2 separate regions of the Homo sapiens genome follow, and region 2 is linked to region 1. A link is an interaction called in ENCODE POLR2A ChIA-PET data of the cell type or tissue named here. Cell type or tissue: K562. All regions are shown on one strand.

Region 1 (5,000 bases):
AATGGAATACAAACAGAAACAAATAAACTTAACTGTATTTCAAAAATAATAACATAATCACACTGAAGGTGGGAGAGAAGGAGTTTGGGGAGGAACTAACCTAAGTAACTTTGGAACACAGTATTTTGACTACATACTCCAAGTCTCAGGCTAAAGAATAAAAGAGCTGCAAATACATGTTGTACTCTGGTTACTAAATTAGGAGTGGCAGGGGTGAACAATTCTAAAACTCCTTTAAATGTATTCCAAAATTGAGCAAATAAGTAACATATTGTGGCTAATGAGAGTCAGTTTCTTGGTGTCAAATGAGGGATTACACATAAGAAAGAACAAACTCTCAGGTATCAAAATTGGACATATCAGCATGAATTTATGATTTTAATATACAAACAGATAGACATAGAAATATACACATAAAACCGGGTGTGGTAATTGTAGCACTTTGGGAGACCAACACTGGCAGATTGCTTCAGCTCACCCTTGGCAACATGGCAAAACCCTGTCTCTACAAAACAATACAAAAATTAGACAGGCATGGTAGAATGCACCTGAAGTCCCAGCTACTCAGGAGGCTGAGGTGAGAGGGTCATATGAGCCCGGCGGGGTGGAGGTTGCAGTAAGCCAAGATCATGTCACTGTACTCCAGTCTGGGTGACTGAGTGAGACTCTCAAAAAAACAAAACAAAAAAATACTACACACATAAACACCCACAAATATATCAACATACAGGAATACCTCAGAGATATTGCAGGTTTGGTTCCAGACCACCACAATAAAGCAAATACCCCAATAAGGTGAGTCACACAAATTTTTTGGTTTCCCAGTACATATAAAAGTTATGTTTACATTATACTGTAGTCTATTAAGTGTGCAACAGCATTATGTCTAAAAAAATGTATAGCTCTTAATTTAAAAATACTTGATAGCTAAAAAATGCTAACAGGAATCTGAACCTTCAGTTGTAATACTTTGGCTGGTTGGCTGGTGGAGGGTCTCACCTTAATGTTGATGGCTGCTGACCAATCAGGATGGTGGTTGCTGAAGGTTAAAATGGCTGCAAGTTCTTTTTTTTTTTTTGCGATGGAGTCTTGCTCTTGTCACCCAGGCTGGAGTGCACTGGCAAGATCTCTCAGCTCACCGCAACCTCCGCCTCCCAGGTTCAAGCGATTCTCCTGCCTCAGCCTTCCGAGTAGCTGGGATTACAAGCACCTGCCATCACGCCCAGCTAATTTTTGTATTTTTAGTAGAAGTAGAGACAGGGTTTCGCCATGTTGGCCAGGCTGGTCTCGAACTCCTGACCTTGTGATCTGCCCGCCTCAGCCTCCCAAAGTGCTGGGATTATAGGCATGAGCCGCCGTGCCTGGCCTCTTTTCTTTCTTTCTTTTTTTTTTTTTTTTTTTTTTTGAGACAGGGTCTCACTCTGTCACCCAGACTTGAGTGCAGTGGCACAGTCTCTGCTCACCGCAACCTCTGCCTCCCAGGCACAAGCAATCCTCCCACCTCAGCATCCAAGAAGCTACGACTACAGACACACACCACCAAGCTCAGCTAATTTTTGTGTTTTTGTAGAGATGAGGTCCCACCACATTGCCCAGGCTGGTCTGGAACTCCTGACTTCATGATCCTCCCACCTCAGCCTCCCAAAGTGCTAGGATAACAGGCGTGAGCCACTGCACCTGGCCAACGATGTCTCAAAGACTATAGTAAAGTTTGCCACATTGATTTGCTCTTTCATGAAAGACTTCTCTGTAGAACGCGATGCTATTTAATGATGTTTTACCCACAGGAGAACTTCTTTCAAAATTGGAGCCAATCCTCTCAAACCTTGCTGCTGGCTTTATCAACTAAGTTGATATAATAGTCTAAATCCTTTGCTATCATTTCAATTGTTCACAGCATCTCCACCAGCATTAGATTCCATCTCAAGAAACCACTTTCTTTTCTTTTTTTTTTGAGACAGAGTCTCGTTCTGCAGCCCAGGCTGGAATTGCAGTGGCATGATCTCGGCTCACTGCAACCTCTGCCACCCAGGTTCCAGCGATTCTCCTGCCTCAGCCTCCCGAGTAGCTGAGATTACAGGCACCTGCCACTGTGCCCGGCTAATTTTTGCATTTTTAGTAGAGACAGGGTTTCACCATATTGGTCAATCTGGTCTTGAACTCCTGACCTCGTGATCCACCTGCCTCGACCTCCCAAAGTGCTAGGATTACAGGCGTGAGCCACCGCGCCCGGCCCAAGAAACCACTTTCTTTGCTCATCCAAAAGAAGCAACTCGTCTAGGCCAGGCACAGTGGCTCACACCTGTAATCCCAGCACTTTGGGAGGCCGAGGCAGGTAGATCACTTGAGGTCAGGGGTTCAAGACCAGCCTGGCCAACATGGTAAAACCCAGTCTCTACTAAAAATACAAAAATTAGCCAGGCATGGTGGCAGGCACCTGTAATTCCAGCTACTTGGGAGGCTGAGGCAGGAGAATTGCCTGAACCCAGGAGGTGGAGGTTGAAATGAGCCAAGATTGCACCACTGCACTCCAGCCTGGGCAACACAGACTCCATCTCAAAACAAACAAACAAAAAGAAGCAACTTGTCAATAGGTCAAGTTTAATCGTCAGATTGCAGCAAGTCAGTCCCATCTTCAGACTCCACTTCTAATTCTACTAACTCCACTTCTAATTCTACTAATAGTTCTCTTGCTATTTCCACCATATCTGCAGTTACCTCCTCAAGACTGAAGTCTTGAACCCCTCGAAGTCATCCATGAGGGTTGGAATCAACTTCTTCCAAATTCCTGTTAATGCTGCCATGAATCATGAATGCTCTTAATGGCATCTACAACAATAAATCCTTTCCAGAAGGTTTTCAATTTACTTTGCCCAGATGCATCAGAGGAATTACTATCTATAGCAGCTATGGCCTTACCAAACATATTTCTTAAAGAATGAGACTTGAAAGTAAAAATGACTCCCTGATGCATGCAGGGACTGCAGAATGGATGTTGTGTTAGCAAACATGAAAACAATATTATTCTCCCTATATATCTCCATCAGAGCTCTTGGGTAACCAGGTGCCTTGTTAATGTGTAGTAATAAATATTTTGAAATATTTTTCTCTGAGCAGTAGGTCTCAACAGCATGCTTAAAATATTCAGTAAACCATGCTGTAAATAGATATGCTCTAATCCAGGCTTTGGTATTCCATTTCTAGAACATAGGCAGAGTCGAGGCAGAGTCGATTTGGCGTAATTCTAAAGGGCTCTGGGATTTTCAGAATGGTAAGTGAGCATTGGCCACAACTTAAAGTCACCAGCTGCATTATCCCAACAAAGCTAGCCTGTTCTGGCTGGGTGCGGTGGCTCACACCTGTTAATCCCAGCACTTTGGGAGGCCAAGGAGGGAGGATCACTTGAGGTCAGGAGTTCAAGACCAGCCTGGCCAACATGGTGAAACCCTGTCTCTACTAAAATACAAAAATTAGCTAGGCATGGTAGTGCGCCCCTGTAATCCCAGCTACTCGGGAGGCTGAGGTAGGAGAATCGCTTGAACCTGGCAGGTAGAGGTTGCAATGAGCCAGGATCACACCACTGCACTCCAGCCTGGGTGACAGAGCAAGACTCCATCTCAAGAAAAAAAAAAAAAAAAAAAAAAAAAAGCCTGTTCTTTGAAGTTCTGAAGCCAGGCATTGACTTCTCTCTAGCTATGAAAGTCCTAGATGGTATCATCTTACAATATAAAGCTGTTTCATCTACATTAAAAATCTGTTGTGTAGTGTAGCCACCTTTACCAATGATCTCAGCTAGATCTTCTGCATCAGCCCTTGCTGCTTCACCTTGCACTTTTATGTTATGGAGAGGCTTCTTTCCTTAAACCTCATGAATCAACCTCTGCTAGTTTCCATCTTTTCTTCTGCAGCTTCCTCACCTTTCTGCACTTTCATAGAATTGAAGAGAGTTAAGGCCTGGCTCTGGCTTAGAGTTTGGCTTAAGGGAATGTTGTGACTAATTTGATCACTTATCCAGACCACAAAAATCTCTTCCAGCAGGGCGCGGTGGCTCACATCTGTAATCCCAGCTCTCTGGGAGGCCAAGTTGGGTGGATCCCCTGAGGTCAAGGGTTCAAGACCAGCCTGGCCAACATGGCGAAGCCCCGTCTCTACTAAAAATACAAAAATTAGCCAGGCGTGGTGGTGTGCACCTGTAATCCCAGCTACTCGGGAGGCTGAGGCAGGAGAATTGATCCAACCCAGAAGGCAGAGGTTGCAGTGAGCCAAGATTGTGCCACTGCACTCCAGCCTAGGCAACAGGGTGAGAGACTCCATCTCAAAAAAAAAAAAAAAAAATCTTTTCCATATCAGCAATAACACTGTTTTGCTTTTTTACCATTTACTACTCACTGGAGTAGCACTTTTAATTTCCTTCAGAACTTTTCCTTTGTATTCGCCACTTGACTGTTTGCCACAATAGGCCTAGCTTTCAGCCTGCCTTGGCTTTCCACACGCCTTCCTCGCTAAACTTAATCATTTCTAGCTTTTGATTTAAAGCAAGAGACATGAGATCTTCCTTTCTCTTAGAACACTGAGAGGCCACTGCAGGGTTACTAACTGGCCTACTTTCAATATTGTTGTGTCTCAGGTAATAGGGAGGCCAGAGGAGAAGGAGAGACCAAGGATCAGCTGGTTGTTAGAGCAGTCGGAGCTCACACATTTATTACGTTCACCATCTTATATAGGCACAGTCTGTGGTGCCCCAAAACGATTATAATAGTAACATCAAAGACTACTGTTCAAAGATCATTGTAACAAATAATAATAAAGTTTGAAATATCATTAATTACCAAAAAGTGACATAAAATGAGCGCATGCTGTTGAGAAAATGGCACCAACAGACCTGACACAAGGTTGCCACAAACCTTCAATTTGTAAAAAGCATGTATATGTGAAATGCAATAAAGCAAAACAAGAAAACAAGGTATGCTTCTATATTTTCTAACTTTGCCACTCAAAAG
Region 2 (5,000 bases), 430 kb before region 1:
TAATTGTGATGTTAGGGTGTCAATTTTAGATCTTTCCTGCTTTCTCTTGTGGGCATTTAGTGCTATAAATTTCCCTCTACACACTGCTTTAAATGTGTCTCAGAGATTCTGGTACGTCGTGTCTTTGTTCTCATTGGTTTCAAAGAACATCTTTATGTCTGCCTTCATTTCGTTATTTACCCAGTAATTCAGGAGCAGGTTGTTCAGTTTCCATGTAGTTGTGCGGTTTTGAGTGGGTTTCTTAATCCTGAGTTCTAATTTGATTGCACTGTGTTCTGAGAGACAGTTTGTTGTGATTTCTGTTCTTTTACATTTGCTGAGGAGTGTTTTACTTCCAATTATGTGGTCAATTTTAGAATAATTACCATGCGGTGCTAAGAAGAATGTATATTCTGTTGATTTGGGATGGAGAGTTCTGTAGATGTCTGTTAGGTCCACTTGGTCCAGAGCTGAGTTCAAGTCCTGGATATCCTTGTTAATTTCCTGTCTTTTGATCTGTCTAATATTGACAGTGGGGTGTTAAAGTCTCCCACTATTATTGTGTGGAAATCTAAGTCTCTTTGTAGGTCTCTAAGAACTTGCTTTATGCGTCTAGGTGCTCCTGTGTTGGGTGCATATATATTTAGGATAGTTAGCTCTTCTTGTTGCATTGATCTCCTTACCATTATGTAATGCCCTTCTTTATCTCTTTTGATCTTTGTTGGTTTAAAGTCTTTTATCAGAGACTAGGATTGCAACCCCTGCTTTTTTTGCTTTCCATTTGCTTGGCAGATCTTAATTCATTGTGAGTAGCCTTCCACGCCCATTACTTTTCCTGGCTATGCGGTTCCCCACCATGGAAGTGTACCATAGTATACTCATTTCCTTATTGTTGGATGTGTGTATCACTAAATTTTTGCTATTTTAAAGAATGTTTGTATGCCCTTGACTATTTCTTATTCCTGTGATGAAAGGCCTACTTGGAGCTCCCATTACGGAAATGACTTTAGAGTCAACTTACGCACCACCCAGGAAAGCCTGCCGTTCCTTCATCATGGGGGAAGACTTGTTCCTACATATCTTCTTTGAGGGATTTTTCAGTTGTGCATTCTTTAGAATGATTAAAAATCATTCAGAACAATAGCAGTATTATTAGAACAGTCGTTAGGGACAAACCCACCGTTATTAATGAATCCTGAAATGTTTGGAAAGGAGTTGAGTGTTGATGCTTTCTGAGTGTATCTTGCATTTAAGTACTTGGTTTGGGTGGAATGGCAACACTTTTGGTTCATTTACCATCTTATCTACACTTAACTTATGGGCATCTTCTTTTTTTTTTTTTTTTTTCCTTAAAATGGAGGGTGTTTTAGTCTAGGGAGTAGTTTTACCAAAAGATAGATGATCTATGACTACTAGAAAAGGAACATTGTCATGTGTGAATTTTCCTGATGTTTCTGATTGTAAAAGTAATACTTGGTTAATTATAGAATATTTGGGGAAAGGATGGCAAAAAGTAAAGGATCAGGAAGAAAAATAAAAAGCCATAAATGATCTTGCTTAGTGTTAGTTACCATCTACATTGTAGGGCATTTATAAAATAGCTTTAAAACAATCAGCTGTTTCTTTTTCTGCCTCCCGCCCTCCTCCGCCCCCCATACACATACACATACTCCATATGAACGTTTTGCTCTTGGAAATTCATATTTTGGCAGTGGTTCATAAAGGCCTGGTCTTATTTTGATGGAACAGCCCGACCTTGGCATCTACACATAGCTACTTCCTTTCTCTGCTGTCTTGGCTTCCCCTGCAGCATGTCATGGGATCAGCTATAGCAACAACCAGCCAGTCATGTGGAACTGAGGCTAAGACTTGACACTCCCCAACCATCCCAGAAAACTGAGGGCTTCCTTAGGTTTGATGCCTGAGGTCTCCCCTGCTCATTCAACCCAGGGTGTTTCTCTGGCTTCCTCACCTCACATCACCCTCTGTCTGCCTTCCCACCGTTCACCCCCCAACACTCCCTCCCCACACAATTTCTTCCTCAAGTAACCTCATTACTCCTGAGTAGCACTAACAGTGGCCACAGCTTTTTGAGTGCCATCTTTGGCCAGGCATTGTGCTATGCAGTACATGTAACTATCTCCATGCTTACTAGCCAAAGCGTGATCAGAGGTTAACACATAGCAAAGAGGTGACAGAGCCAGAACTATCTGGCCTTGTTCAGAGGCCTCCAGATTGGACTGGAATGCCTGTGCTCTGAACCCTTTCATTGTGTTCTTCCTGCTTTCTTAGCAGGCCACTTCTTTCTAAGGTACTTCAAAGAACAGCTCCCCATCAGGGGCCCTGTGTGTTGTGGCAGTGTGATTTATGTCAAGGACCATTCCAAGGGAAGTGTCCTGAACCGGCAGCTCCTGCCAGCCTGACACCTTTCCAGTGCCTAACCCGAGTCAGGAGATTCCTTCCTTCCTCCTTCCGTGGGGATGCCTGACATTGTAGCTACATTGGGTTTTTGTTTGTTTGTTTGGAGAGAGGACCTTGCTGTGTCACCCAGGCTGGAGTGCAGTGGCACAGTCACAGCTCACTGTAGCCTTTACCTCCTGGGCTCAAGCGATCCTCCCACCTCAGCCTCCCAAGTAGCTGGGACTACAGTTATGTGCCACCACACCAGTCTAATTTTTTTTTAATGTTTTTATTTTTGTAGAGACAGGGTCTCACTATAATACCCAGGCTCCGATCATGCTATGCTTAACTTTTAGGAAGTGTCTGGAGCTCTCTGTTCGGGGACCTCAGACCAATACCTTCCTCTCCCTGCTCACTTGTAGCAGTTCCTTGTATACTGGAGCCCTGTCTAACCTGAGTCTATAAATCACCCTTCCTACTCAGAAACCCCTGAAAATGGGGAACCAAGCAAGCCGCTGGCATGTGCTGGAGCCCAGGTCTCCTGGGAAGGTCCACATGGGGGATGGTGTCCCGTAGCAGGCTGTAGGTTTCAGAGCCCAGCGGGTGGTGGGGAGCCCTCAATTTGTAAGGAAAGGCCAGATGACAATTGTCTTTCTTCCTGGTTCCTCACATATCATAAAACCACCTCTTTCTCATCTCCACCACCCCCATCTCCAGGCTTGACTCACTGATTGTTTTCTTTTTTGGACAATGTCAGACCCTGCCCTTTTCCTGGAACTTCTCAGTCCTCCACTGGCCTGCGTCAGCAAATTCCTAAGTAGCAGATGACCTTCAAGATGTGTGAGAAGGAAGGGACAGGAATGATTGTCAGGATTGTCAGTTCCCCAGGGAACTCTGCATTTCTGACTTAGGGAGGGTAGATGACTCACCCTTCCAAGAACCCATCTGTCTGTCCGGGCCTGTGGGGCTCTGGAGAATAGAATATGGAGTACCCTGGTTTACAGGCACTGCCACCTCCTTATTTCAGGATGGGTTCAGGGATGTAGGATTGGAGTTGGGAGATTTCTTAGTTCTGCTATGGATGCTTTGTACTTAGGCAAGTTCAAAACCTCCCTAAGCTTTGGCTTCTTTACTGGGTAAAGTAGGGTTGGAGGCATTTCAGGCTTTCCTTCTTCTCACCTGATGCTATCACTACACATCTAGGCATTCACGTAATGGAAACTTACAAAGTTGCTCAATACCTCTCTTCATGTCCCCAAAGAGAGCAAGCAAGTGTCCCCATTATACTTCTTACAGTGAGGAGCCAGAGCTTCCAGGTATGCTAAGCCATTGCTCCCTGTTCCACTGCTGAATGCATGCTGGTGCCTTCCAGAGTCACCCCTTTGGTCTGATTCACTTAGTGCTGTGGCTCCGAGAAGTGGCCCTCTCTTTCAGCCAGCAGCTTGGGGTGGGGCCAGTAGAGTGGGAACCACAGTGGCTATATGAGTCAATTTGCTCATATTGTCATTTGACTCACTGACCCTGATGGGGAAGATAGTGTTATTCCCACAGTGTGGTAGTACACACTGGGGCTTATAGGGACTGAGCCTACTCAAGGGTATATGGTGCTGTGGGTCAGAGCTGGGGCATGGCCCAGGGATTCAGTGTGCCTTGACTCCCCCTGTAAATGTTCCTCTCAGAAGCCTTCTTGGCCTTCCAGCCCTTGGTTTTTGAGACAACCAGCAGTCATTTGTTCGTTCCTGACATTCCTTCCTGTCCCTTCCTTCCAGGTTCTGTGGACAATCACAATGGGAATCCAAGGAGGGTCTGTCCTGTTCGGGCTGCTGCTCGTCCTGGCTGTCTTCTGCCATTCAGGTGAGTGCTCCAGTCTCAGGACATGGATCTAGGCTGCCTTGGCCATGAACTCCCTTCTTAAGCCTCAGTTTCAGCCCCAGCTGCTCCTCCAGGCCTGGCTTTGGTTCTTTTGCCTTCCAGTGTTACAGGTCTGGGGTTGTATGACAGCTCCTTCCTATGTTATGACCTTGTCCTCAGTGGGGCATCGTCCTGAGTTACAGCCCGTCCTGAGTTACAGCGTGGCTTTTGGCAGGGGTGGGTCAACAATCGGCGGCTGAAGTTTCACTCCTGTCACCATAAGCTGCTTGGGGACACCAATGGATACCATTCTTAGAGTGCTGTGCAAGTCCCTTTGGGGTCCACTCTGCTTAGAGCCATCTGAGCTCAGTCCTTCTGCTCTGAGGCTCCTCCTGTGTTTTAATGATGATGATGGTCATAGTGACAGCAGCAGCAGCTAACTAACCCTGAAGCATTTATGTGCCAGTCACTACTCTAAGCATTTTACGTGTATTTGCTTATTTAATCCTCATGCCAACCTGATGGAGTTGGTGGTATTTTTATCCTTGTTTTACAAGCAACAAGATTGAGGCCTCCCCAAAATTAATAACTTGTCAAATAACACACAGAAGTGGTACACGGGAATGTGAACACACAGTCTGGCAACAGAGTCCCTGCTCTTCCCTCCTGCTCCAGGCCATCTGTCACTGGGCCACCCCCTCTCCTCAGCCACCCCTCCCCTGGTTGCTGGAGGAAATTGTGTGCTTCTGAGTCAACTTCTATAACAGTGG

What was found. ChIA-PET counts read pairs that join two places held together with the same protein. Peaks named below come from ENCODE experiments on the same cell type or tissue, not always from the same donor. Only the 100,000 strongest peaks of a DNase experiment are listed, where the experiment ranks them.
Region 2: POLR2A ChIA-PET joins it to region 1 with 6 read pairs; 3 of 35 experiments call an interaction of 5 or more read pairs at or near these places.

Annotation. Positions count from the first base shown.
Region 1 is chr11:33,296,427-33,301,426 of GRCh38, reverse strand. The region is part of intron 2 of HIPK3 (homeodomain interacting protein kinase 3); the gene reads right to left. Among named protein-coding and RNA genes, the nearest start is that of HIPK3, 42 kb to the right of the region's middle. In K562, no CTCF peak of the experiment used is centred here; no DNase peak of the experiment used is centred here.
Region 2 is chr11:33,721,612-33,726,611 of GRCh38, reverse strand. CD59 (CD59 molecule (CD59 blood group)) reads left to right here. Exons shown (of 4, transcript NM_000611.6): 2 at 4,149-4,233. The coding sequence starts at 4,167. Among named protein-coding and RNA genes, the nearest start is that of CD59, 12 kb to the left of the region's middle. RefSeq lists an enhancer at 2,527-2,616. In K562, no CTCF peak of the experiment used is centred here; DNase peaks (open chromatin) are centred at 3,041, 3,291 and 3,861; H3K4me3 peaks cover 574 bases.